2 separate regions of the Homo sapiens genome follow, and region 2 is linked to region 1. Evidence: read pairs that join two places in POLR2A ChIA-PET (ENCODE). Cell type or tissue: CD4-positive, alpha-beta T cell. All regions are shown on one strand.

Region 1 (2,500 bases):
GTGAGATTACCTTTGGTAAAAAAAAGTTTAAAGAGTGGAAATCGCAATTCTTTGTGTTGGCTAAAATCTGATTATAAGAGATCTGGAAGGTTTTATTTTTCTTTTTCAAAGAGCTCTATGGTCAGAAGTCGGCTTCATGAAAAGCTAATATTTAATTATATGTACATACAGTCTTTCTGGATTTTCTCTTTTGCCTCCTGTTTTGAAAAATATTTGGATTTGAGTGAAACTCCGTTTTAGAAATTAATTGCTTGGTACAATATACCCATGTAACTACCCTGCACATGTACCCCCTGAATCTATAATAAGAGTTGAAATTTTGACAAAATAAAATTAGATTTTGAATTAAAACAAATAGGTGCTTGGTTCCTCTGCTCACTTCTTTTTAAAAGGAATTCCTCTCCCATGTACTTCTTCTTTTCCCTTCTTTACCTTCCTTTTGGCATCTTTGGTATCACATGAAGGGATCTAGAGGGAATTTTAAGTGACTCTGAAATTCCTTGAGAAATACACAAAAAGATCCCACTCACCCCTTTTGGGGGTCTCCTGTTCTCCTTGTGGAGTCCAGAGTCAGGGACAGGCTCCTCCAGGTCTGCAGCTCTGCTCTCTTTTATTTCATCTTGGCTGATTGCTTTGGTTTTGTGAGTACCAGGCATTACTTTGTACTGTGAGAGACACGTCCTTTGTGAGTGCAACGGCTGCTGGGTCACTGGTGAGGGCTGCAGTTTGGAGATGGCTGAGAGCCGTTGCAATAAATGGTTGTGATTGCAGGGGGCTCCTTGTTTCTTTGCAAGTTTAGATGAGAAAGGTGCAGTTTGGACACAGTTTAAAGGCTGTGAAAACACCACCAATGAATATGATTTCCTTTGGGGATGGTCTGATTAAAAGTGGGCTGATTGTTGCTGTGCTACTAGCCTTGAAGACATGTTTCTACAGCATTGTGCAGTGTGGAAAAATTGTGTGGCTTGGTCTTGTGGCATGTCCCTTCTTTTAGAGACCTCAGATTCAATGTGAAATTCGGGATTTTTGATTTTCAAAGATCTAGATGCCCTGCCTTCCAGATGTGCCTACTCTTCACATATTTTAAAATTAGATCCTATAAACTGCAAATACTTTGTTGGCTTCTGTGAGATCAGAGGTCCAGTTAGAAAAGGAAGACAGTTTGTTAAAATTAAAAACTATTTATCTAATCTAACTAGATTGGCCTCCAAATATGACTTTCTGACATTCAGCTGGTTACTCTGAAAAGATTTCTAAATCTCTTGAGGCTCATCTATATGTTTCCTTGCAAAGAAAAAAAAAAAAAAAAAAAAGCAAGCCCAAGCACTAGTAAGAAAAAGATTTGCAATGTTTCATGAAAGGAGTAGATGAGTGAAGCATTTATTTGTAGATACTGGGTTGGATACCTGTGCAAAGAAGAAGAGGTCAATAATAAAAATTGCCAGGGGATTTCTTGGAACTTAACAAGCTGAATTAAATATAGAAATGTCAGGAAATCAAGGCAGGAAATACTCACTTGTGGTTAGGCAGACAGGGCAGGGTTCTGAGCTTGAGATGGAGCAAACAGTTGTGGTGGGTGAAGTTCACATGCTTTAGAGCTCAGCTGTCCTAGTAAAGAAGCCTAAGAGTCTCTAAAGCTCTTATGAGAAGATGGATTTTTTTTGCCTAGATTAAAAGGTTAAAGAATTGCTTTAAGTTGGATAAAATAAAGCTAAATGTTTAAGCAAGTTGTGAAAGGTTTATGAAAAAATTAATTAAAATATTTTTGTGTGTAAACATATTGACTAAAGTTGAAGGGGTATAATTCAGCATTTCTGTAAATTGAGCATTGAAATAAAAACACAATGGGTTTCTCTTAGAGCACTAACCTGCTCTTTAACAAAAATTGTAAAGGGTTATAGAAAGTCTATAAAAATGTTACCTTATGGTCAAACATTAAAATTGGGTAAATATGTCTATCAGGTTTTATTAAGAATTAGGTTTAACATTAATAGTACACTAATGTAAAGGTGAAATTTGGCTTATTTGGTACAAAAATCATACAGGAAGCATTGTGAAATATAAAATGATTTTTAGCTTTCTTTGGGCTATATTTCTATAAATATGTTATTGATGAGGGTTCCAAAGTTATGGGAGACTCCTATAATTCTGCTATATCTCAGTGTACATTATCAGTCATAATTATAATTGTCATGTTAAATTATTGTGGGCCACAGAGGTAACAGATTTCCTTGTCAATTGTGTCTTTGACTATGACTACCCTAAAACGTTCAGTCACCCATATACACATGTTACCTTGTTTTGGCCCTCTTTAGAAGGTAATTTTATAATCAGCTATAAAGCCCTAACAGGTGCTCTTAAATGCAAATTTTGATAACTTTGGAGATTGTGACATCAGAAGAGAGGAAAAATGTTCGGGACACTTGGAGAGCTAAAATGTTCATTGATATCAAGCAGGACAGGAATTAACTGCATGAAGTGAACTAATAGGAGGCTGAAG
Region 2 (2,500 bases), 360 kb before region 1:
CTCAGCCTCTCTGGTTCGCTCCTTCTGCCGTGTTTCCCCACCTCGGATCTCCCCCTGCCTGTCTCTCTGTCTCTGTCTCTCTCTTCTCTCTGCGTGTGCATGTGGCTCCCAGTCTGCTTCCTGTTTCTGTGGGACCTGTCCTTGTCCTCTGTGTCTCTTTCCTTCTCTGTGCCTTCCCCTGGTGGGGTTCCCCATGTCCCGCCTATCCCCCTCCATCTCCCTCCGTGTCTCACTCCTGCTTCCTCTCAGTTCTCCATGTATCACGCTCCACCCCCTCGGTCTCTCTTCCTCCCTGCATGTCTCCCCTTCTCTGTGCCCCCCACCCCAACCTCCAGTTCCTCCATCTCTCTGGGTCTCTGAGGGGAGGCGGGGTCCACGAGTGAGGTTGGGGAGCAGCCAGACCTCCCTCCGCCTCGCCTCACGGTGGCGCCTCCACCCTCCCTCTCCCCTCCCCCAGAGCTGTTTGGTAGGCGGGGTGCGTGGCACTGCGGCTCCCACCTCCCCGGGGACGCTCCCTCGCCACCCCTCAACTGACACCATTCGGAGCGCTGCTGTCCGCAGCCCCAGGGACATCGTGCGGAGACTGAGACTCAGGGAGAGAGACAGAGATGCAGAGACACACACACAGGGCCGGAGGCAGAGACAGAGACAGAGAGGGAGAGACAGAGGGAGGGGGGTGTGGGTCTCCACCCCTGCCCCACCCACAGGCCTCTCTGTCTCTGGCCTGGAGCCTCCCCACCTCTCAAGCGAGGGTAGCAGACACACCTTCCCCAGCCTGGGAATCCACTGCCCTGTCTGCCATTCTGTCCCTCTGTGTGTCCTGCACAGTGCAGTCGAGGCAGAAGACCGAGTGTGTGTGTGCGCATGTGCACATGACTGTGTGACTTGTGTCACAGTGTCTGTGAATGTGATCTGTGTAGACATGCGTGCTCCTGGGCACAGGTGACTAAGTATGGGTGCTGAGTGGAGCCACACATGTCCTGTCTGTGAGTGCATCACGTCTGTGAGTGCGTAACATCTGGGCGTGTCCTGTCTGTGAGTGCATCATGTCTGTGAGCGTGTCATGTCTGAGTGCGTCATGTCTGTGTGTCACGTCTGTGAGTTCATCATGTCTGGGCGTGTCATGTCTGTGAGCGTGTCATGTCTGTGAGTGTGTCATGTCTGTGAGTGTGTCACATCTGGGCATGTCATGTCTGTGAACATGTCATGTCTGTGCGTCACGTCTGAGTGCATCACGTCTGAGTGTGTCACGTCTGGGCATGTCATGTCTGTGAGCGCATGTCTGTGAGCGTTATCATGTCTGTGAGCATGTCATGTCTGTGCCTCACGTCTGAGCACGTCACGTCTGAGTGTCACGTCTGGGCATGTCATGTCTGTGAGCGCATGTCTGTGAGCGTGTCATGTCTGAGTGCATCATGTCTGGGCGTGTCATGTCTGTGAGCGCATGTGTGAGCGTGTCATGTCTGTGAGTGTATGTCTGTGAGCGTGTCATGTCTGTGAGTGTGTCACATCTGGGTGTGTCATGTCTGTGAGCGTATCATGTCTGTGAGCGCGTCATGTCTGTGAGTTCGTCATGTCTGGGTGTGTCACGTCTGTGGGCGTGTCATGTCTGTGAGTTCGTCACGTCTGGGCGTATCATGTCTGTGAGCGTGTCATGTCTGTGTGACGTGTGTGGTGCTCAGCTGCGTCTGGTGTGACCGTCCAAAGCTCTGGAGTTGTGCCATGTCTGGTGTTTTCACATGGTGTGGCTGTGCAGGGTAGGCCTCAGGGACCTGGGGCAGTTATCTCTGAGGGCAAGATGAGGAGGCTCAGTCCCAGAGAAACAGGGTGGAAGGACCAAGTGAGTGCGACCCTGAGAGGACCCCGGCAGCTGGGCTGGTGAGTGTGGGTGTGAAGGACGCAGCTGAGGAAGAGCCCCCAAAATCTTGTGTGTCACAGACCAGCTGTGTGTTTGTGTGGCGCTGTGTTGGTGTTCGGGGGTTGCTGTTGTGTCTCTGAGCTTGTGGGCTTGTGTCTGAGTCTGGGTTCAGATGTGGACGTGTGTGTGTGTGTGTGTGTGTGTACGCGTGCACGTGCACACGTGGGTGGTAATTTGTAGGAGCTGAATGTACCAGCTTGAGTGTTGGTTCATAACAATTGAGTGATACTGTGTGTCCAGCCCTAAAGAGCACTGATGACTGTTTGTGTATGTTTGATTGTGTATGTTTGTGTGGTTGCATGTTTATGTGTGGCTGTTGGATGGCGCATGTGTCTGCAACTTCTGTGAACTTGTGCCGAAGTCTGTGTGTGAAGCTGTTTCTGGTGTCACCCTGTGTGCTTCTGTGTGTTTTCTGTGGGTCTGTGTGTTAAGGATGACTGGTTTTGTGTGTGTCCATGTGGGGATTACAAGGTGTGGTATTGAGAGTAGTAAGCTGCGAGTGGTGTGTGAGTGTGGTGTGTGGTATGTGGGTGATGTGTGTGGTATGTGTGTTATGTGTGGCATGTGGTGTGGTGTAATGTG

What was found. Peaks named below come from ENCODE experiments on the same cell type or tissue, not always from the same donor. Only the 100,000 strongest peaks of a DNase experiment are listed, where the experiment ranks them.
Region 2: POLR2A ChIA-PET joins it to region 1 with 5 read pairs; 2 of 35 experiments call an interaction of 5 or more read pairs at or near these places.

Annotation. Positions count from the first base shown.
Region 1 is chr19:41,554,116-41,556,615 of GRCh38, reverse strand. It overlaps a transcript of CEACAM21 not described here. Among named protein-coding and RNA genes, the nearest start is that of LINC01480, 20 kb to the right of the region's middle. In CD4-positive, alpha-beta T cell, no CTCF peak of the experiment used is centred here; a DNase peak (open chromatin) is centred at 1,555; H3K4me3 peaks cover 2,074 bases; H3K27ac peaks cover 1,950 bases.
Region 2 is chr19:41,919,075-41,921,574 of GRCh38, reverse strand. All of the region lies in intron 1 of ERFL (ETS repressor factor like), which reads left to right. It also overlaps a transcript of ARHGEF1 not described here. Among named protein-coding and RNA genes, the nearest start is that of ERFL, 8.1 kb to the left of the region's middle. RefSeq lists an enhancer at 450-1,131. In CD4-positive, alpha-beta T cell, no CTCF peak of the experiment used is centred here; a DNase peak (open chromatin) is centred at 1,063; H3K27me3 peaks cover 225 bases.